4 separate regions of the Homo sapiens genome follow, and regions 2, 3 and 4 are each linked to region 1. A link is a loop called in an ENCODE intact Hi-C map of the cell type or tissue named here. Cell type or tissue: PC-3. All regions are shown on one strand. Links, peaks and the distances in the headings refer to the core of each region. The heading gives the core; the rest is flanking DNA. Region 1 overlaps MIR3681HG (MIR3681 host gene). Region 2 overlaps LOC124905974 (a long non-coding RNA gene). Region 3 overlaps MIR3681HG (MIR3681 host gene). Region 4 overlaps MIR3681HG (MIR3681 host gene).

The links. A loop is a pair of places that touch in the nucleus more often than their neighbours do. Peaks named below come from ENCODE experiments on the same cell type or tissue, not always from the same donor. Only the 100,000 strongest peaks of a DNase experiment are listed, where the experiment ranks them.
Region 2: it touches region 1 in a loop (8-fold over the local background); 22 of 110 quality-filtered maps call a loop at or near these places.
Region 3: it touches region 1 in a loop (3-fold over the local background); 4 of 110 quality-filtered maps call a loop at or near these places.
Region 4: a loop joins it to region 1, with 2.7 times the contacts of the local background. A loop is called at or near these places in 5 of 110 quality-filtered maps.

The regions. Positions count from the first base shown.
Region 1 is chr2:12,314,683-12,320,609 of GRCh38, reverse strand. The region is part of intron 4 of MIR3681HG (MIR3681 host gene); the gene reads right to left. Among named protein-coding and RNA genes, the nearest start is that of MIR3681, 120 kb to the right of the region's middle. In PC-3, for the core only: a CTCF peak has its summit at 2,537; DNase peaks (open chromatin) are centred at 1,799, 1,999 and 2,389; H3K4me3 peaks cover 2,017 bases; H3K27ac peaks cover 2,901 bases.
Region 2 is chr2:12,700,480-12,706,406 of GRCh38, reverse strand. It overlaps LOC124905974 (a long non-coding RNA gene), which reads left to right. Exons shown (of 2, transcript XR_007086222.1): 2 at 2,042-5,927. Among named protein-coding and RNA genes, the nearest start is that of TRIB2, 13 kb to the left of the region's middle. RefSeq lists a cis regulatory region at 253-732. In PC-3, for the core only: no CTCF peak of the experiment used is centred there; DNase peaks (open chromatin) are centred at 3,566 and 4,086; H3K4me3 peaks cover 1,727 bases; H3K27ac peaks cover 4,000 bases.
Region 3 is chr2:12,532,062-12,537,988 of GRCh38, reverse strand. All of the region lies in intron 4 of MIR3681HG (MIR3681 host gene), which reads right to left. Among named protein-coding and RNA genes, the nearest start is that of TRIB2, 180 kb to the left of the region's middle. In PC-3, for the core only: no CTCF peak of the experiment used is centred there; a DNase peak (open chromatin) is centred at 3,198; H3K27ac peaks cover 2,526 bases.
Region 4 is chr2:12,431,054-12,436,980 of GRCh38, reverse strand. The region is part of intron 4 of MIR3681HG (MIR3681 host gene); the gene reads right to left. Among named protein-coding and RNA genes, the nearest start is that of MIR3681, 230 kb to the right of the region's middle. In PC-3, for the core only: a CTCF peak has its summit at 3,185 (motif pointing left); no DNase peak of the experiment used is centred there.

The DNA of each region.
Region 1 (5,927 bases), core at 939-4,938:
TTTACAACCATAAATTGTAGCCACACAGTTACTAGAAGCAAAGAAGCCAAATAGATGTTGAAATGATGACGCTGGCGCTGGAGCGATGTGATTGTAGTCAATGTTTTGTTTTGTTTATTCTTGACTGATAAAGATCATTTCACAGTTTATTTTTAGTCTTGTTCATAGAAATGGCATTGTTCCTTGAGTACAAACGAATTAAATTTGTATTTAGAATTGTCATTTCATTTAAGTGGTACAGAGACTTATGATTTCATGCATTTGGGTAATAAACCAATTTTACCATGGCCCTGCCAGGTGCCAGTCACAGGGGAAGTCACATACATGAGATGTGACCACTGGTGGGAAAACACAAGGTCAAATGGGGAACTGAGTTTCTAATACACAGTCAGAAATGCGCGACCAGTGATTGGGAAAAAGATCAGATGCAGATCCAGATTGATTTACGGAGAGCATGCATGTTTACTGATTGTATAACAATCCAGTGGCTTCTTAAAAGTAAAAACCAGCAGAGATAAGCAGGCCTATCACAAGCTCAGAAAAGACATGTGCAGTGTAGTCACAGCCTTTTAATCAGATGTATAAAGAAACAGCCAAGGTTATGAGCTCTAGAATCAATGCACCTGCATTTGAATCCTAAGTGCAAAATGACAGAATAAGTCAAGAGAAAGGCAGGCCTAGACCCCGGGTTTCCTGACTCTGAAGCCAGTGTTCTTTGACAGTAATAAGCAACATACACCACAATTCCCTCCACCTACTTCATCTCCAGATCTGGACAGTGACCGTTGTACTACATAGTGCTGACTTACTAAGTAAAGTCACCAGTGAAGTTCCTTAGAAACAACAAAGCTTTGAGACATATATTTTTCTAGACATTACCCATTAAACTACAGCAACTAGGTAATCCATTCCATGGTAACATTACCTACAAAAATTGGTTTTTACTCAGTTATCTAGAAAATAAACAACAATAAATCTCCAAGGAGCCTTGGTAGGGAAGCATCTCTGCCTTCTCTTCAGTCTGACTGTGCTTCTCACATTAGGGTGAGGTCAGTCTTGGAATCTGTGGCAGTGAACCTGGTTTTATGCAAATCCAGGCACAAATATGGTACCTCTCCTGGGAGGGTCAATTCTACTGGAAATTTGGAGGGAAACATTATTTTGTATTAGAGACACAGAGACAGCAAAATGCAACATTGCCTGAATTAAAACAAGGCATAGAGCTTACAGTTTTGTTTTAAAACAATAGCTTACATTTATGGAGCCCTTAAATAGAGGAACTTAACATATATTAAGGATTAACATCTATTAACTTAACCTTCAGAGTAACTCAATAAGGAAGATAAAATCGTTGAAGCCAACAAGAATCCAAACTGAGAGAGGCAACAGAAGTTATCCAAGACACGCAGCTCCCAAACGTATAGGGATTCAAATCCAAGACACTCTACCCCAGAACCCATAAATATAACCACTATGTTACATTGCCTCTCACTCTGGTATTTACTGGAAAGACAGTTTTAGCTATGTCACCATAAAGCAAGGGAGTATTCATTCACTCTCTCCTGTTGGCTTTGAGTACACAGTGGAAAATTTTGAGACGCCTTGGATTCTAGCTTCCCCCATGGCTGGTGGCAGTTATATAACATGCACATCAGTAAAACAGCTGAATTGCAAATAGTCTACTAACCTGGAAGGAATGTCTGAATGCCTCCCACACCACAATGGTGCTAATTCAGTTGGGAGAGTTTTGTGGGTTTGCTCTGATTTTATTGAAATAAAGGGTTTGGCTATCATAGTTGGTAACTTGAGTGTGTCTTTTGATCCATGTAGAAATAGCTCATCTAAATGACATTTACATGTTATTCTTAACTGCCTGCGGAATCAGATAATCCTTTCCCCAGAAGGATGTCGGCAGCCTCCATAATTTGTGAAGGAAAAGCATCCGGGAACGAACATGCTGTCAGGCGTGCCTTGAGGCATGATTTCTGGGTTGATGATTCACATACTTTTATAGCTTTGGTTTTTCACGGTCTTTGTTTTTAAAAAGCAATTTGAATGTACGTGAGCTTTATGACTGTGTGTATTCTTAGGGAGGCATTTGAGAGTATTTTTCCCCACATATTTAGGAACTCAGAATGTAATCTGGGAGACAGTAGAATTTGATTTGAGGTTAGAGAGTGCCCAGGTGAATGAGAAGGCTGGAACCTCCTGTTCCAATAGGCCAGCTCTGAACTGTGCCAGGGATAAATAGACCAGGAAAAAATATTGTGTCATAAACCCAGACCTTGACTTTTCACCAAAGGTCTCACCAAATGGCGTAGGGCTGTCTCAGGGCCCGAGTGTTCTGTGCAGGATGTGAAAGTTCAACATGGAAGAATTCCAAAATGTATGACTAGTCTGAAGTCAGAGGAAAAGTACCATGCAGGCTCTGATTCACTTAGAACTCAGGGATCTGTTTGCAAAGGCAGTGGAAGAGACACAGACATTAATGTAAGTAACTCTGCCTCAGGTGTACAAGGGGAGCAGTAAAGGCCACCGCCAGGAGGCCATCAATCTGGCCAGAGCCTTGGTCAGTAGCTTTAGCAACGCATGTGTGTTGATCTGAGACTTACTTGCCTGGCAGCACTCTTCCCATGCCCAGTGTCTCACGTCCAGGTGGTAACTGTCAGTCCTGCCCTCTTGACATTCCTCAAGGCCAGCCTCATTCTACTCCCACACTCTCCATAGAGCCTCCCCATTTCTCTCCTGGATACCTGGAATAGCCTCCCACCTAAGTCCGTGGCTCCCTGCTGAGCCTCACTCTGCAAACTTTCTTATCCCTAGCTTCCAGGGACATCTTTCTAATACACAGTTCTGATTGTGTCTCTGCCCTGTCAATAAAATCTTGGGAAGCATTGCATGACAATAAGGAGTTGTCCTTATTGTCATGGCATGGATCACCCTTGATCCACGATCCTGGGCTTTGCCTCCCTTTGTGCCCCTCTTTCCACACACCACACTCTGTTCCATTGGCGTGCTGGACTCTCAGATTCTGTGCCTTTGCTGATAGCATGTGTTCTCTCTGCCTGTGACATATCTGACCTCACACCCACACTGCTTCTGGCCTGCTGGGTTAACACATTTGTGTTCTCCAAGCCTCAGATATTGTGGCTGCCCCCAGGCCACCTCTGTTGGTTTCTCCAGGGTCTTTACACACCCTCCCCTGTCAACGCAGGCTATCCTGTTGAAACCACCTTTGCAAAAATTATAGTAGTAACAAAATTATGGTAGTAAAAGATCTGATCAAACCCATCCTTATCTTGCCTTTCCCTTAATTATTCCTGGGCTTTTGGGTTAAGCTAACTTTGAGAGACATTTAGTTTATAGTTTAAATGATAATAGGCCTTCCCCCAAACTCAACTACCTCTGTAAAGTGAATGAAAGGGCATCACCTGGGGGAGAAGGGGAATCTGAATTTTGGTAAGGTGTAGACATAGATGATTGCCAGCCATTCCTGCAAATAACTCCACTATTGTAGAACCTAAGATCGGCCAATTGAGCTATCTTTTCAGGTTTTTTGCGTGTCTGACACACATGGCTCTACTTGGGCCCACTGACCCTTGCTCCTATGACCCCCATCCAGAAGCAACTGAGCTCAAGTGGACACTGTTGACCCCCTGTAATTTCATCTCTGCCCCGATTCGGCAGCAAACACCCATTACCTGGCCACCCCCACCCTCTCCCACAGACTGTCTTTGAAAAACCCCTGACCTACGAGCCTTGGATGAGATTGATTTGAGTAGTAACTCTATGTCCCACGTGGTATGGCCAGACTTCCATCCATTAAACTCTTCCTTTACTGCAACGTCATGCTCTTTATTTGTGCAGTGGGCAAGAAGAACCCACTGGACAGTTATACTGTCACTGCCACAACAGAGTGACTCATCTCTGTACCATGTCATTTTTTACCTGACTGTCTCTCCCTCTGCACTATGAGCTCCTCAAGGGCCAAAACAGTGTCTTATGTGCCACTGTGTCCACAACACCTCACATTGGGCCCAACCCTGAGTACATTTTCAGTAAATCTGTGCAAATTGAATGGAATTGAATTTACTTTATGCAAAATTGAGAGGCAGGGGAGATTTAAATGAATTATTTCTCTTCCAAACCACATGTCTGGATTATGCAAAAGGTAAAAGGATCTATCTTTGTGGCTGGTGACAATTCAGCCCCCAAAGGCAATGTGGGGTCACCACTGCTCAGCATTTCCAGGGCTCCCTTCCAGAGGAAAGCTTTGCAAGCAGGCACTTGGCACAGTCAGCCACCAACTCATTGTAGGGCTAAAAAGGTGTGCACACTATTTTGGAGTAGAACACCACTTGGGACAATTTGTATGGCTACCTAAATCCAGTGCTGCTTTCTTTCAAAAAGATAGATTTTTGTTAGTCTTCCTTGACCTTCTGCTCTTCAAAATTAGTTCCTTTGTACACAAATTATAAGGTTTAGGGATTGGAAAGAGGGAGAAGCAGACTGGTCTCCTCTTATCCCTCTGCTGTGTGGATGAGCAGATATTTGGAGAAGCTAGTGCATCCAAATTCTCTGAGCAACAGACTTCAACCTCAGGGTACTGTCATTGGGCAAGGAAAAGGTCATATCTACAAATCAAATTCACCTCTGTAAATATGGCTTATCCAATATAGGTTGAAATTCTTATTTGCACAAAGACCTGCACAACATCCTTGGAGAAAGCAGGGAAAGAGATTTGAGATGGATGGTTGGGAACAAAGAAACAAAGTATTTCCAGAGTTAATGCCCTAGACAGGCAAGCAGAGAGAACCCAGAAGTCAGTGACAACCTTCAGCTTTGAATCCAACTATCACGATGGGGAACCACACAGGTGAGATACTTGGTGACCCCCAGGAACATCCTTTTCTTAGTCCATTTATGCTGCTATATGAAAACCACCACAGACTGGGTACTTTAGAAATACAAGAAATTTATTTCTCATAGTTTGGGGGCTGGGAAGTCCAAGATCTCGGTGCCAGCAGAATCTGTGCCTGGTGAAGGATCTCTGCTTCCAAGATGGTGCTTTCTTGCTGCATCCTCACAGGGAAACCGTGTCCTCACATAGCAGAAGGGCAAAAAAGAAAAAGGGGAGGACACTGCATGAAGCCCCTTGATAAGAGGACTAATCCCATTGCTCCACCCTCATGACCTAATCATGCCTAAGAGCCCCACCTCTTAAAAATACTGTCACATTGGGGATCAAGTTTCAACATATGAGTTTGAGGGTGACACATTCAGATCATCTAATGCCCGGGAAGAACATGTTACAAGTTCCTTATTTTGTTTCCAGAGGATGGTAAAAATAAAACTGGTTGGTGTTATGGGCTGAATGTGTCCTCCTGAAATTCCTGTGTTGAAATCCTAACCCCTCATGTGCTGGTATTTGAAGGTGGGACCTATGGAAGTTAATTAAATTTAGGTTGGTTATCACAAGGGGGTTCTCCTGATGGAATTAATACCTTTATAAGAAGAAAAGAGAGAAGGAGATCTCTGTGCGAACACACACAGGGGAAATGCCCTGTGAGCCCGTAGTGACGGGGCTGCCTCTACAAGCCAGGAAGAGGGCCCTCATCAGAACCAAATCTGCCAGCACCTTGATCATGGACTTCCCAGCCTCCAGAATGTGAGAAATAAATGTCTGTTGTTTAAGCCACCCAATCTATGGTATTTTGTTACAGCAGCCCAAGCTGACTAAGACAGCTGGGCTAACGTTTGGTACAGAATAAACTGTAAACTTTAAAGCGTATCATGAGTTAGTGGAAGGAGCATGGAGAATATTTGTAAGCCGACCAGAGATGGATCCTTGTTTCACCAGCTTTGCAAGCCTGAGTGATTCACTCATTGTCTCTGCACTTCAGACTCCTCTCTACAAAGCCCACCCC
Region 2 (5,927 bases), core at 1,115-5,114, 390 kb before region 1:
TATATGTGTGTGTGTATATATGTGTGTGTGTATATATATGAATACATATAATATATATGTATTCATATATATATATTCTTCTTCCATATATATATATATTCTTCTATATATATACATATATATTTTCTTCTATATATATACATATATATATTCTATATATATACATATATATTCTATATATATACATATATATATTCTATATATATACATATATATATTCTATATATATACATATATATATATTCTTCTATATATATACATATATATATATATTCTTCTATATATATACATATATATATATGGAAAATTCAGAGAAGAAGAAGAATCTTGCCAGCCAGGAAAACAAGGAAGGAACACTTTTGAACTGGCCTTGAAATTTGAGTAGACTATCAGCAGGTCAAGATAGAAGAGTGTTTCTAAGAGAAGATAGTGCGCCAAGCCCTGGAGGCAGGAAGACACAGGTCTGCTGAGATAAGAAACAGCAGTTAGGTCTGTCTGAGGTAGAGACAGAAGCTGCAGAGAACAAACACAAGGCTGTAGTCAGACCATGAAAACATGTAGTTATTGAAATAAAACCCTAGGACTTCACTCCTCTAGCCAGATGCTCCCGTGGCTTCTAGATGAAAGATCCTTATGAGCCAGAAATCACATGGGGTGGTAGAAAGTGCAGTAGACTGGAAGCTGAGCTAGTTGAATTGTATTCTTCTTTTATACACTTGTATTAGTTATGTATTGCTACATAACATGTTATCCCCCAAAACTTAGTGGCTTAAAAAAAATCATCATCTCTCTGGGTCAGGAATCCAGTCATAGCTTAGCTAAGTCTTTTGCCTCAGAATCATTCACAAGCATGTAATCAAGGTGTAGGCCAGGCCCGTGCTCTCATCTGAAGGCTCAACAGGGGAAGGATCTGCTTCCAAGGTCACTCATATAGTTACTAGCAGGATTCAGATTCTTGAAAGTTGTTGAACTGATGGTTTCATTTTCTCCTTGGATGTTGGCTGAAAACCACTCTCAGTTCCTGACCACATGGGCCTCTCCATAGGTCAGCCCACACATGGCAGCTTGCTTTATCCAGGGCAAATGTGAGAAGAACCAGAGACAGAGTATAAACCAAATAGAAGCCACACCCTCTTCTAGGCTAATTTTGGGGTAGAGATTATTGTGTTTAACAGGAAGGAGGCAGAAGCTAAAAGCTACTGATATACACTGAGACACTTGATATCTCTCTAATACTGTGAAGATTCTTCCCTCTGGCATAGTGGTTCCGTGGTTGGGTAGTGGGCTGACTCTGCCTCTCTGCCCCTCACCATCTTAGTCTACCACCTCATAACATCCAAGTATTTCCCTAGACTCTAAGAATGGGCAGAAAATTTCCTACTGTGGAGACAAGAGGCCTTTGAGACCTAGAGCCTGTCTTATTTCCCTCTATACTCACAGTGCTTAGGATGGTGATAGGCACATGGTGGTTGTCATCACTGTTTGTTAGATAAATCAATATGTAGCATTCTTTTACATGCCTGGCACTAGGGACAGAGCCTGAGCTTTTTACTGGGGCAGAGAATCCTGGGATTTACACAGGGGCCTCTGCTTTTTTGTGCCCAACAAGGACCCTCCATCTGTGCCTATGTACAGGGGGCTGCATCTTGCCATGGAGTCTTGAAATGCTTGTTGGATGTTTCAAAATGATAACTTTTAAGCTCACATTTCACAACTAAAATGATTCCATTGTGTTCTGAAAAATCTTTTTAATTGAATGTTCTCTTTGTCAACCCAATAAACTGCTAGTTTTGCAATAAGATTCCCCTGGCACCTTTCCTGGAAGGTTCACTGTGAGAAATTCACTCACATAACAATATAGTAGCAAAATCCTGTCAGCTAAGTTCTGTGGATTGATCACCTTCTGTATGCCAAGCACTGTGCTAGGTGCTGGACACAGGACAGTGGGTCATATAGGAACTCACAGAAGAAGGACAGAAGCCTCTTTTATGCTGCACTATTTTTTTTTACTGGAGATTTTTTCTTTTGTTTCCTATCACAGGAATCAACAAGACTTTCTTACACACACAGCGTGACCATAAGTGGAGAGAGAAATGTGCCAGAGTAAAGACAGCCATACATACTTGACACTTCTCCCATTAAAAAGTGGAGTCTATTTCCTTCCACTTGAATCTGCACTGACCTGAGACTGCTTGGACCCATAGGAAATGGCAGATATGACATATGGCCAGTCCCAGGCTTTGCCTTGGAGAGACCTAGAAACTTCTACCATAGTCTCTTGAAGCTTCGAGGTGGCAGGAAATAAATCCAACCAGCTACCTGGCCGGAGAAATCAGCAGGAAAGGCCCCAAGAATATGTGAAGAAGGAGATGGGCCTGGTAGAGCCCAGGCTTCCAACCAACTGACAAGACTCCAGGCATGGTAATAAAACCATCTCGATACTTCTAGCAGCAGCAGCAGCAGCAACCAACAGAACATCACTAAGTGACCCCAGTTGTGCCATCTGCCCCAGTTCCTGCTGCACAAAACCATGATATAAAGAAGTGGGTTATTTTACATCAGTAAGTATTGGGTTAGTTTTATACTCAGTAATAAATCAAGGGAGCATTTTACAACAGTTTCCCAGAAGATGGGCACAATAGTGGCCCCACAGGGTGGGGTGAGAAGAGTTGCTGAAGCCTTAGCATGAGACTCTCCCAGAAATCCCTTTTTTTTGATTTTCAGAAAGCCCTGATGCTACAGTAATAATAGCTAATATTTCTTAATTGCTATAAATATGGCCTTATTTCCTGCCACTTTGGGACATGCATTATACTCACTAGTAACTGATGCTTATGCCCCTGGCTGCTGGGAATAAATATTCTTATAGCCGCTATAAATCTTGCTGATCATTCAAGATTCCTCTTGGGTACTGGCAACTTCAGGAACTTTCATGTTGACCTAAGAGTCTCTCTACTTTTCATAACTCTATCTTAGCCAAGTTGTATTTTGTTGAAATTATCTCTGTTATCTCCACAAGTTTCTATTTTCCACTGGTAAGATGGTTGAAGATACAGATTGCATCTTCCTCATGGTTGCATGTATGTACAATTTTAACAGAATCTGCACATTGTAAATGACCAACCTAGCATTTGCATATTGTATTACAGTTTATAAAGGGTTTTCATGATTATCCCTCTTGAACAGTTGAATTGAGGCTCAGGGAGGAAAACGACTTTCTTAAAATCCCTGGGTCACAGGGGCTCCTCACTCAGAGGCTTGCTAATTTTCTCCCCCACATACTGAGGATATGGAGAACTTCTTAGTGGGAGGGAGAGAGCTGAAGCCCTATCCTCCCCATGGATACATATCCTTTGTTTTCAGTGTCTGGGAAATGCCCCAGGATTCCCTGCTGCGTTACCCTGGGAGACTATTGCTCAATCCCAGCAGCTGCTCTGGAGGAAGGAAAAAGCAGACATTCTGAATGTATCATACATACAATGCAATATTGAATTGGAGGTTGCTAATGAGCGAGAACTCTTTTATTGTGTAGTCTACTTCCAGTGAGGTCTAGCTCTTAATTTTCAGTGGGCGTAGCAGGAAGTACTAGTGTAAAAAATAAAACATATATATTACTAATACTGTTGCTATATAAAACAATATTTGGCCAAGATGGTTAAGATATGATTCAGTCCTTGTTCATCAAGTTGCTAAATATTATTCAGTGAGTGGAGTCACCATATGGCATAACTGAATTTTCTTGGGAGACTGGGTAAAATATTGTGTTGGATATAGAATTTGGAATTGTGCATGTCTCTGGTGGATAGAGTCTAGATCAAGCTGCAGACTGCTAATCCCATTAATCCCTCAGGCAAAGACTCTAATGCACGTGGCAAATGGAAATGGCTTAGCCCTGCATGTAGCACTCCACGAGGGCGAGTTTCTTCTCAGAAACTGAGGAAGGGTGGGCAGAACCACACATCTAGACAGATGCAATCTTTAAAGAAAAGTGTGTGTGGGCAAGTACAGTACCAGCTGGGAAAATCTAAATGACTGAAACCTATGACTCAGAAATCTTAAATTGCCTTAAAATTAATGAAGCTCTGTGGGGATGACTCAGTTCATTCATGTCCTTAGCTTGCAGGCTCGAAAGCTTGCAGAAGGAGCTGTTGTCTAAAGTTTGGAAGATCAGACTCCACAGAAGGAATGGGTCACATCCTTGGGGGTGGTCTGGGGTGCATGTGCTGGAGAGCCAGGTGAGCTGGTTTGCATCCTTCCCAGGGACCGAGTGACTTCTGGCAAGTGAAACCTCTGAGCCCTAGTTTCCATTCCTGTAAAATAAGAAACAGAGATTGAATTTCTAACTTCATCAGCTCTGATATTCTGATTACTCAAAGTCCCAGCAAGAAACAGAATTTGCCCTGGGTGGTTTCGATGAAGAGATTTTAATAAAGGGACTCCACAGATGTGTGTGCTAGTTAAGAGAACAAACAAGGAAGAGGAAGGCACCCAGAGATGAGTAAAAGCTTCTGCTATTACCATCTCCATGGTCAAGACACCCAGGAAAAATGGTGTTACTGGAACCCAATGAGAACCAGATCTCTGGTGGAGAGCCATCCTCTACCCGACCCCCGACCCCGGAAGGAGCCATCTTCCTGGGAGGAGGAAGCCCCTGCCAGAAACACAGTCTTAAGCAAGAAGGGAGCCAGGAAGAAGTGACCTGAAGCTTAACGTATTTCCCTAGTGCTGCTCTTTGGATGAGTCCAACTGGACGCCATTCAGGAAGGGAAGAAAGCTGTCCACAGGAGTTGGCCTCATGTGGCACAGAGAAGAGCAAAGAAGAAGGGTAGAGAGTGGGATCTAGAGTGGGTGAAAACAGAAAAACCAGCACACGTTTTATGCTTTTATAAATTTCATTTCTGAGTTAGGGAAAAAAGCACAATAAATATTTTCTCTGGAATAGCTGAAGAATGACTCTCAACTAACAGAGTTTCTGAGTGTAAGGACAAGGTTTTGCTTACTTCTTTAACCCATCAAAATCTAGCATGATGTTGGTGCTATGGTAAATAATCAGGGAATATTTATTGAATTAGAGGCTGGTCACAAATAAACGTTTATAAACATCTGCATGTGTATAGAGCATGATGCATGGTACATGTGAAGTGAAAATCTGTTGAACAAATAATGTGTAAGATTCAAAACAAACTATGTAAATCTTTCAAATGAAAACTTCTGTAAACCTCAGACAAATACTTGGCATTTTAGTTCTAGGAGTCATTTTGAATGTGATTTATAGTTGTCATTGCACAATGTGTAAATTTCTTGGACTATGAAAATGGGGTCTAAAATGTGAAGTAATAAATAAGCAAGGAGGGACTTAAAAGAGACATTTTCTACCTATTGTTACTGTTCAGAAATTATACAAGCAGGAGTGCTCACAAAAGTAGAATGTTCAGCATATTCAGACATACATGAAATCACCTCTGACATGTGGATGTACTAACAGAGGGATGCTATTTACAGTCAGGCAGGCCAGGAATGCACACCTAGCTATAGGATCTCTCAGTATTCTGACTTGAGACAAGTACTTGAACCTGTGAACCTCAGTTTCCTTTTAATCCCTGCCTCAGGATCCATGTGAGGGCTGAATGAGATGATATGTGTCACATTCCTAGTAAAGAGCCTGGCATGTCATAGATGTCCATCACTTTGTTCCATCTTTCTTGTGGGGTCACTGATTTTCTTGGAGTTGACATAAGGTGTAAGACCAAGGGGTCACTGATTTTCTTGGAGTTTATATAAGGGGTAAGACAAAGGGGTCATTGATTTTCTCAGAATTGATGTAAGGTGTAAAAACAGTCACTTCTTTTGCTAGAGGGGATTCTCTGCATGACAGAAGCACAAGAAATGGTGAAAGTTACAGAACACATCCAAACTATCATTATGTT
Region 3 (5,927 bases), core at 1,099-5,098, 220 kb before region 1:
ATCCTGCTGGGACCACTGACCACATGTGGACCTCTCTGCAACTTGAGCAAGGGAGTGTCAGCCTGGCTGACAAAGACATAAGCAGAGCTGGCCAGGGCATTTCTGTGCATGTTCATCCCAGTCTCAGCAGAGAACAGTTTCAATCCATGGTAATGCTCCAAACTTGGTCCCCCCAACACTTCCAGACACCCTTGCTAAGTCAAACACTAAGAGATGCTGGACAGTATTTATTTTTGTCTCTCTGTCTCTATTTATTCTTGTTGAAATAATAATATTCCAGTTAGACCATTTAAATAAAAATTCTATCTCCATGATCTTCAATACATAATATTTTTCGCAATCTTTCCTTTTATTTCTTGTCCACGGTTTTTTTACACACTTGTAATCATAACACACATATCCTCTTGACCCTTCTTTTTTTATTGCTATTATGTAATAAACAATTAGACTTGTTGCTATGGTGTTTCCACGTTATTCATTTTAATAGCTACATAGTATTTTATTCAGAAAATGCACCATAAATTATTGAACCATTTCTGTTTTTTTAGTTGAACTCCCATTTTGTACTAAGACATTCATTGTAGATATATACAATAATGCACTCCATGTTTACTATGCCTTTTGGTACTTTGGTTAATATTTATTTCCTGTTATGTTTTGATAGAATTTGGAAGGTAAGCATCCTATTAAAAATAGGACGCTCGTTGTTATCATAAGAAGTTCCACAAACATTCCGAATACTGTGATGTTCTATTTATATCCATCTACTCAAATACATGGACACTCGGCTCCCTTTTATGGAGTTTTGTGCATTTTGCCTCTTCTCCCTCTCCCTTCCCATTCTTCACTAGTTTAATCTTGGGAGTCTGACATCTTTGCTTAAACACCCCCCACACACACACCACCAGCAGTTTGCTTCTTGTGTCCTGTTTCTAGTCAAAAAGGAGTTAGATTGCCAGTTTTCTTTCTCTGCTTTTCACTTTTCCTGTTCTCTTTTTGCTATAATAATTGCCCATCCCATTCCTTTCTTTTTAAATTTAGCACTTGATTTCATCACTCATATTAAATATTCTTTTCAAGCATTTTCCCCTCTATTCTGTTCTTGTTGTTAATGGATTTAGGGAAATGTGGGAGTCCCTGGAAGGAAAGAGCACATCAGGGCAGCATGAAAGATAATTACAGGCCCCATGTCTGAGGTCGCATTCTTTACTTTGGCCACTATTAAATGAGCTTATTTACAACCCTCAACTTTATCCCTCTCTTTTAAAGAGACGCATATATACATTAAATGTAATACCCTCACCCCCAGCTTCATTTAATTTTACTACCAATAATATTCCCTTTTCAAGGTGTTGGGTCTACCATTTACTTGTTGAATTTTATTTTGTAAGCTGTCTCAATTTAGTTTTTGAAAGGAATGGAAAAACAAAAGAATGGACGTCTACATGATCAAATGCACATAGATTTCACAGTGAAAAAAATCATCGAAAGACCTTCCATGATGTGGCAACTCAGATACAATTGATCTTTAAAACCCAATTGAACAGAATGCCTTAGTAATTATTATTCAGAATACCAAGGCCCTGGCCCATGGTACAATTATCAGAAGCTCCATTTTTGATATTTACTGCATGTTAAGAGAACTCTCTGGAGAGGAACTGAAATAAAACAGTCTCTGGAATCACTGACGAAAGTTTCCCCTAAATGTCTGCTACATACTCAATGCGGATGAGCTGTGGTCCTTGTCATGCCTTCTCACACAAGAGGAAAGATGGTAGAATGGGAATTTCTTCTTTTCCTTGAGTAGCAAAAATTGGCCTGCTATTTACCAAACCCACTCTCTTTTTCTCCTGAGCACACAACTAGGAGACATTTTCAATGTTCCCTGAAGTTAGGTGAGGTTACATGACTGAGTCCCGGCCAATGAGATGTGTACAGAAGTGGCAAGTGCTACTTCCATGGTGGTCCACAATAGTCGATTACATGTCATTTCCTATGCTCTTTCCTTTAGTTTCAGATTCACCCAGATGCCTTGGATAATTTGTTTTGGAAAACATATATTGAAGATATCAGAGCCACAGTATGACAGAAGACTAGGTCCCAGAATCACAACTGGAAGGAAAGTCATGCACTAATGAAGAAAACAATTCTTAAGGCTTATATGAGCTGAAAACAAACTTCTGTCATGTTGCTGCCTTTATCCATTTTTAAAAGATGTTTGTCATCAGTAGTGCTACTCTAATAAAATACATCATGAGCACAATAACTTAAACTGGTCTCATTATAAATCCTAGATCTCCTATCATCACAGTTTAAATCCAGACTACTGGTGTGGAAAGGTATATAAATGCCTTCCAGAATCTGAAAGGCATAATTTTGTTCACTTATTTCAGGTTTTACTAAGGATTCCATACCCTTGGCTTCTGTTGAATTATTTCATACACACTATTTTGTAAAGTAGATAGAAGATGTGCCTAGGATTTAGGGTTTTTAATGTCTTTCCATCTTCCCAGGATGCCTATATAGTAATCATTTAAAATACAAGACAATCCAATAAGATGACATGAAGCTTTCCATGAACTCGAAGAACCAATGAGAATAGATCTCTCTAAAATATTGGTGAACAAATGAATACTTGCCAGAGTCAGAACAATGAATTTTAATTGAATTATTGCACCCACCAGGCATTCCAGAGCCAAAGCACTTTTCCTTTTTTAAGTAACAATTTTGTCTTTTAAAAAGTGTATTTCTAGCTTGACATAAGCATGACTTTTTCTTTCATGTGTCATGTATAAATGGAGCAATTTATTTTCTTTGGACTCACAGAGTAAATCCTCATCTTTGCTTGTGCTGATGGGGTGCAGGCATGTGTGGGAGGAATTCTATGAATGTGGAGCTTTTCCCGTGGGTGCAGAGAGAGTTTGATGGGAGCTGATGAGGTGTGTGTGTGTTCTTCAGACTTATCAACCACCACATGATGCTGGAAGATGAGCCAGTGAATTTGTGGGTGTTGAGCTTGTTGGATATTCTGGATGCAGGTTTTTTTTTTTAATTTACTATTTAATAAAACCCAGCTGACAAGCTTTTTTTGTAAATCATGTTTATGAGATATGAGTCAGTGATGACATATGCATAAGCGATTCCAATGAAAGGAAAACCTTTAAGGCAAGTAGTCCTTGGTTTTGTGGGAAGCTTAGCCAAGCATGTTGCTCTAGCCTCTGGGGTGAATTCTTTCCTAGCTACAGTGAGACGAGAAAATCTTCAGAGCACATTCCAAGATGGGGCTTTTTTTTTTTTTTTCTGTGAGAAGGTGAAGACAGAGACCAGTTTGGTTTGGTGGTTGTCATTCCGACTTCCCACACTGTCATAACTAGGACATGGCTGTGAAAGAACAGCTTGAAGATGAAGCAAACCCTGTTCTAGTAGCCGGGGAGCCTTTGTTTAGTTTTAGTTTAGTTTTTTGTTGTTGTCGAAGCTTTTGAAAGTCTTCTCTGAAAGTGGTTCTGTGTAGTAGGGGGGAGAGACAACTTTGTTGTTTTCTAAGAAACAAACAAAAAACCTGCTTCTTTGAATCTCCCAAATGCAAAAGCAAAGATACTTTCCTTGTACCTTCCTCCAATTCCTGCCACGCATGTTTGGGTCTCATCAGACTTCTTTCCTTACTGTGCCATCCAACGAAATGTCATGGTCCTTGAATGGCTTTATTAAATATCAGATGGCAAATACGTATGCAGTCATGAGGCACAGGAAATAGCAAACCATCCTGATATCCTCTAAATAAGCTGAACATTTCACTTGAGGGAAGGTATTGCAGATATTCCAGATTGAGGAAGAGAACACACCCTCTATAAATTGAAACCTTTCATTACAGTTTTTTAAAATCTCATATTTTCATTAGGAACTGGAAATAAGATCAATTTTCTCTTGGGAACTATATTGAAAAATATAAAGAGACAAATATAACCCAGGCAGAGAGGAATTGATGGGCACTCAAGTAGGAAATTTTTTTTAAATAAAAACTTACCTGCCCATGGTATGGTTAAGCTTGACTCAACTGCAAAATGATTTTTGTCATTGTTAGATGCCATAAGGTATTATATTAGCAGCCTAACCTACATGAGAGATTGTATGACTCAGGAGTTCAAACAGATCATCAATATTATGGCTAGAACCAAGGTTTTTAACAGTTCAGGCTACTTTCAGGAAAACTCTTTCCAAGTGTCATATGTATAAAATGTTTGGAATTCTTATTTAATGCATTCTATTATTTAGAGGGCTTGCTTCTATTATTCAGGGGCTGAATAGTGCTTTGACTTAGTTATCTACAAAATGCAACTTAAAATACAAAGGAGGGAGAGAAAGACAGACTTCTGTCAGAGGTATCCTCTGCAGTAAAACCTTTGTATTTTACTTCCTAGAAGAGCCCAGGTCTTGATCTGAAGGATCTTGAACTGCCCCAGGCATGACTGTGTGACAAAGCAGTATATTAAAACAGTTGAGCATAACCACTGGAGAAAAACTGCTACTTTTTGCATGAGTTTTCTGCATCGAGTACAGCAGCTATATCCTACTCAGTTCTGAGCATAAAAGTTTAAAAGTGAAATTGACAATTTGGAATTTATCCAGAGAAGAGCAACTAGTATGTTAAGTATTATAAAACCAGAAAACTACTTCAAATGAGGAGATAACACTGAAAGAAAAGGAGACATTTAACTGAAGAAAGAAAACTGAATGGGGACCCTAATTCCGTTTTCAAGTATAAGGGAACTGCCAAGAGAAAGTAAAATTTGATGCTTTCTAGGTAGCTCCATAGAGTGGAAAATTAAGGAGATTTCAGTTGAATGATTATTTAACTGATAATTAAAATAAAATGACCTGTCTCATAAGTGACTTCTTATCACTGGAAGTAATCAACAGAGATCCTTGGTAATCCTGACAGGGAAGCTATAGGTGACATTTACAATGGATGAATGTGGTCAGATTGTTTCTATGGCTCTCTTTCTGCTCCAGCCTTCTGCAATTTCATAAACCATCTGTTGTGGCTTTTTCGTTGTTGTCATTTGTTTGTTTTTAAGACAACCCTATTAAATTGATGTAGAAGAGCCAAGATTAAGAGACTGACAAAGTTTATGCTGAAAAAGCCCTGTCAATGGATTTGATGACACGTAGATGTTACGTGATATAAGCACAGTAAGCCTTTCCTGTTCTCATTAGTTCCTCATACTGATTATGTCCAAGTTTCTCTGAGTAGGTAGCCAAACCATCATGAGCTTTGGAGGTTTTCTCCTTCTCACGGATGTCTTATTAAAAGAAAATTCACCAGCATCTAGCAGAAAAGTACTGTTTTCCGTATTTTATCATCTAAAGTGCCATACGACTCAGACATTGTATCACCGACTTACGCCTCACAAAAGACATATCAGGTTGTTACCATTCCCTTTTTGCAAATGAGAAACTGAGTCTCAGTGAAGTTGAGGGTCATCTGCCAATAGGCTTTTATGGAAGATATTTTGGAATGGAGAGAAAAGTCAACTTTCTTGTGTTTCCAGGATGTTACTTCAGCATGTCCACTGGATACCTAGGTATCCAGTAGGATACTACGTATCTGGATAGATCAAGGATACTGAGATGCTACGTATCTCAGCAGATCTGGTGGAGAATTCCTTAATTTACTGGAAAAGAAAGACTAAGCCAACAACTCTTTGTGAGTATGACAAAAAAGATTTATGTTTTTGCTGAATAATTTTGCCTGTGTTACCTACACATTAAGGATTTTATTCCTCAGTAAATCATCTGTAATAAACCAACCATGTAAAATTTCCTGTCACTATAATCTTGATGTCTTAAAAATTAATATCCATGTGGATTTACAAGTTTAAAGACTTTTTCAGATGAAAAGTCTCATTTTTGAATTATTTTAAATGCCC
Region 4 (5,927 bases), core at 1,244-5,243, 120 kb before region 1:
GAGGGAGATTCATTCTCACTCTTTATCCTTTTGTTCCTTTTGAATTGTGTACCACAGACATGGATTTATCCTTTTGTTCCTTTTGAATTGTGTAGCACATACATGTATCAGCTAGTCAAAGAGTAAATTATATAAAAAGTATTCCAGAAAAGAAAATTATAAACACACTTAGACTTTGATTCGACAATTTCTCCTCTACAAACGTATTTTAAAACTAAACAAAACCAACTATGCAGGATGAAGTATATTTAGAGCTATTCACCGCAGCATTGCTTATGATAACAAAAGATTAGAAACCACATTAATGGACCTCAATATAGGACTAGTGAAGTGAAGATCGCACACACTAAAATGCTCTGCATCTGTAACAGAGAATGACTTAGTTTATTACATAATGATATGGAATGTTCTCAGAGGTATATTGTTAAGTGAACAACGGCACTTCGGCAAGTTGCAGAACAGTGGATGTGATATTTACCATTTATATCAAAAAGGAGACAAAAATCATGGAGGAGGGTGCACATGTAGAACAAGTGTACTGTATGTATAAATATATGTGACATAAATATAATATATAGTATTATACATATATGTATATGTACACACACATATGTACACACATATGTGTATTTCCCTGTATTAGACTAAAACACCTCTGAAAAGACACATGAACAATAGATAATAGTAGAGAAAACGAAGGATGGCTGCATGGGGGAGCATGATCCTCGGTAGAACTCAGCTAAGATGCGATCAGGAGTCTGCTCAGACGTTCCGACTGGAGGTCTAGTTTCAATTCAAAGTGACTTTATGGAATGAAGTTCCCTTCCATCACCTACAAATTTGACATTTTCTACTGGATTTTTGTGAAAACAAATCTCCACTTCACTTTCACAGGAGGTTGGTAAGGAGTCATAAACATCCCATTGTTCTTAATTCACACATTTGCAGATGGCTTTTGGGAGACCGGCACGCCCCACGTGGTATGTGGTAGAGCAGTGCACTGCATTGCAGTTGAATTTTAATCTCCACATACTAGTACTTCTGGGAATTGAAATGCCATTTCCTAAATGAAATGTAACCCCCTTTATGCAAATGATTCATATAACGTTTAATGCTTAAGAAAAGAAATATATATGCTCTTGGAAATACACTTAACTTCTCAGGGCAGAAGACAAATACATAAACAACAGAGAAAAAGCCCTCTCTGAGAGAGGTCTTGACAAGTAGGAAAACCCTCCTGTTCAGAGGATTTCGTGCATGAGTTTCATATATTTATGCATGTTCTTCATAGGCCTTTTTTTACTTCCTTCAAACTCTTCTTGGCCATGTTCCAGAGAGTTAAATTAATCTTCAGTTTGAGAGATTTTTCACACGTTCATACAGCTCCAGGTCTTAGACACCAAATCCAAACATACTTGTACTTACACTTTTAACATAAACTGCCGCTTAAATTCAATCTAGTAAACATTTTATTGGCATTTATCTTTTCCTCTCTCTCTTTTTTCCTTCTCCCCCTTTTTTTTCATGTGTTCTCCTTTCTTTGCCTCAGTAAAAACATATTTATTGCTATCCATGTTGTCAGAGACTTAATCGAGAACCTAAAATTATAAGGATCATTTTAAGGTACAGATCTTGCCCTCAAGGAGTCCAGACTCATGGGAAAGACAACGTCACAACCTATGCTGCAGTGAAATATTGCTGTAGTGGAAGCATATCCCCAGCATCAATTCTTCTGATGAAGAACAAGATGAGAGCAATTATTTCTATGGAGCTAGGAAGGAAAATGATTCAGGAGTTTAGGAGTAAGGCAGAGATTCCAGCAAGCCAAATGGAAGAAAGGCCCTCCAGGCAGAGGGAATAGCATTAAGCACAGGCCTAGAAACATGAAGCGCCATGACTGCTCCAACCAGGAAACACAGAACAGAGTCAAGTGCACTGATGGGAGAGGGAAGCAGGGAGAAGCAGGACATGATAGGCTGGGACTAGTTTGTCAAGAATTGTCTATTTCATGGAGGTAGATCTGCTAATACGGGTATTTTTGAGGTTAAGGATGTAGCCACTGCTAGGAGAAAAGTCCGATTTGGAATTCTAAGAAGATCCGAGATGAGTTCTTAGCAGCCAAGGTGAAGACAGCTTTTAGCTCCTGATAATCCTTCCCCCAAGACCTGCCATCACCGATCCTGCCTGTCCGACATCCGCGAACAAACAGATAGCAGACTTCTGGTAATCTCTTCTCTAGGCACACAGAGACTGTTCTTCTCACCTCTTATCACCGGGAGCCCTATCACCTCCTGCATCAGCCCCCCTGCCAGCCTCTCCTCTCCTCTCAGCTAAACAGGATTTTCTTCCTTAGTTTTCAGACTGGGGATAATCTTGTCACTTCTCCTAGAGTAGAAAGGCCTAGAAGTCAAGGGTTAGAAACTCTGGTGAAAATAATTCTCTAGTTGGAGCCTCTTGGCATTTGTATTAGAAACTGTGTTAATGTTTTCCCCTTTCCTCTGCTCCTCAAATTCCTGTTATGCAAAATTAGGTCATAATCATGACTTTTAGAAATTGGAAATATGCATACACATCCTATAAAACACAAGGTAAAATATTGGTATGTACCAAAACATTCTTCTCAATGTAAACATTTCTAAACAAACAAACATGCTTTGATTTCTTTCGTATTGTTTTTAATCTGTATGCTAAGGGGGTTATATATCCACATAAGACAACGTTGGAACCTCTAGGAATTTGCCCTAAGAAAGTAACTGGATTGCAATCAAAGCCATGAATGCTAGGTTGTTCTGTCAATGCTACCAAAAGTAGGGAAAAATAGAAAGCATCCTAAATTTCTACCTATTGTTGAGGATAGTTCAATTAATTTTCCTATACCCACTAAAAATTACAGTTTGGGAAAATAATGACAATGTAATTTCAAATGAACCAGTGGAAAACAGTAGCATGTATAATATTTATACATAGCATGGAAGGAAGAAATGTTGGAGGGAAGGGCAGCAGAATGTTAGCAGTAGTTATATCTCAGTGAGATGTTATACATGGTTTATTTTATTTTCCTTTTTGTAGGAAGGCAAATGTGATATTAGGTCACCTGCATGGAGGATCTGGGCCAGGTGTATGGCATACAGGAGCTGGTTAGGCCATAGCTTAACATTAAAAGTATGAACAGTAAAACCATGGCGGCCCCTGCTGACCAGGTGCCAGCTGGGGAGCACAGAGGCAAGCTCCATGGTTGACGGAGGGAAGGAGGCATGTAAGTATTCAGGATATCAAAAAAAAGAGGAGAATGCATACATAGACTTACAATCCTAAAGAGTTAAAATGGGACAGGGTTCATAAAAGAAAAATTAGTGATGCTTAAAAATCCAAATTTTAAGCTCCCAGTTCTAAGAAGCATTAATCCATCTGCTTCATGGGATTCAGACTAAAGCTTTTATTCATTTTTGCCAATTTTTGGAAAGACTCCATCCCTCCAGTTATATCTTGTTAGGCTCTTCTGGAACAGTAATACTCCCTCATGAAAGAATGTTCTAACTTCATGATGCCTTCCATTTCACAGTGATTTCTGCTTCATGGAGAGAAGAGATGGAAAACATAACTTTTAAAGTGATTTTTGCATTCTTCTTTAGATACTTTGCATTATTTTTTAAAAAGCTATAGACTTAAAAGATGAAAATTATAGACTTTGCTATTGTTATGGGCCGAGAATTGCACCTCACTTAAAAAAAAATGAGAGAGACAATTCTGATGTGAATCTCATGTTTATTGTTTTAAAAGCTCTGTGCTAATACCAAAAGAATGTATTTCTGGTGGGAAGTGCTATATTTCCATGCCTTCAGGGAATTTGACTTCTGTCCTAAAAATATATTTCCTTAGATATTATAAACAGAACACCTTAAACAATAATAAAATAAAATATGGCAAAAAAAAATCTACCACAAGCATAGCGATGTTTTACATCCTCATCATGTAAGGGCTTTAAAGCTATAGGAAAAGCCTGAACATCCACTCCCCCTTAATAGAAAAGTGTTCAAAGAATACAAAAGGCACTTTACAAAAGAAGTCTTGCAAGTGGCAAGCAAATGTGAAATAAAAACGTTAACTTTACGAATAATCAGTGAAATGAATATAAACACATCAGTAAAATAAAATCTGCTCTCAGTAGGTTAGAGAATGTGTTGTGTTTTTCTTATTGCTGTTGTTACATGTTCCTTGACATTGGTAAGCAGGTGTACAATAACATCCTCAGAACATTCTGGTGAGATAAATTGCTGCAACTTTTCTGCAGGACAATTTAAAATTGGCCTAGTTTTTTAACCCAGTAATTCTTATCCTTCCAATTTGTTATTTGAAAAGGCATGAATACGTTCATATTTCCAAATATGTAGTCACCACAGCATTTTTATAATAGCAAAAGTAACCCAAATAACTGAAAAGACCAAGAATAGAAAAATGTTCAAATTAATTACACTTAATCCATTTGATGGAGTCCTATGTGGTCAGTCACTAAAAATCATTTTTTGAAGACTAATTGCATAGGAGATTGTTTACAGTAATAAATAATTTTTAAAAACTTTAAAAATCTCAATATAATATGTTCCCCAATATGCTTATAAATGTATATATTTAAAATACTATCAAAAGTACATCAAAACAATCATGGTTACCTCTGCATGACAGGATTACCTTTTCCTTCTCTCCTGCTTTTGTCCATATTTTCCAAAGTTTCTATCAGAAATGGGTGTTACTACTGGGCACCCTGGCTCATACCTGTAATCCCAGTACTTTGGGAGGTCAAGGCAGGATACCTGATTGAGCCTAGGTGGTCTAGACCAGCCTGGCAAAATAGTGAGACCCTATCTCTACCAAAAAAAAAAAAAATGCTGGGAGTGGTGGTGCGCACCTGTAGTCCCAGCCACTTGGGAGTCTGAGGTTGCAGGATCACTTGAGCCTAGGAAATCGAGGCTGCAGTAAGTTGTGATCCTGTCACTGCACTCCAGCCTGGGTGACAGAGCGAGACCCTGCCTCAGAAAAAAGGAAAAATGGAGAAAGAAAAGAAATGCATATTACTCCTTTATAGTTCAATTAAAACTTCTTATCTAAAAACGAGATGCTATTTCTGAAAGTATAGAAAGCTCTCCTTGACTATGGATGGCAACTCTGAGACACTGGGCTGCATAATAATATTATGTGTTCAGCAGTGCGTCTCCAAATGTGTCACAGCTTAAATATTCATGGATTTTGATTGTGAGGAGACCCAGAGGGATAAAGCAGTTTGTCCAAGGTCAGGTGGCAAACCTGTAGCAAAGGCAAGATTAGAACCAAGACCTCCTGGCTCCTATTCCAGTACTCCTCCAGTACCACACTGGTGTTTGTTGTTGTTTTGTTTTCTATATAAAGAATTTTTCTGACCTTAATGGCAACTTTAACAAACACAGAACAAAAGCAAGAATTAATTGAGTAATGGAAATGAAGGAGAAAGAAAATCTCTGCCTATGATAACAGCCACCATCTCTCTCATTATGCTGAACTGTGGTTAAAATGCCCAAAGTTGGCCGGGTGCAGTGGCTCACCCCTGTAATCCCAGCACTTTGGGAGGCTGAGGGGGGCGGATCACAAAGTCAGGAGATCGAGACCATCCTGGCTAACATGGTGAAACCCCGTCTCTAGTAAAAAATACAAAAAAAAAAAAAAAAAAATTAGCCAGGCATGGTGGCGGGTGCCTGTAGTCCCAGCTACTCGGGAGGCTGATGCAGGAGAATGGCATGAACCTGGGAGGCGGAGCTTGCAGTGAGCCGAGATAGTGCCACAGCACTCCAGCCTGGGCGAAAGCGAGACTCTGTCTCAAAAAAAAAAAAAAAAAAAAAAAGTGCTCAAAGCTCATCTTCCTCTTTAAAGAGCACTCCCACGGGTGCTGTGGAGTT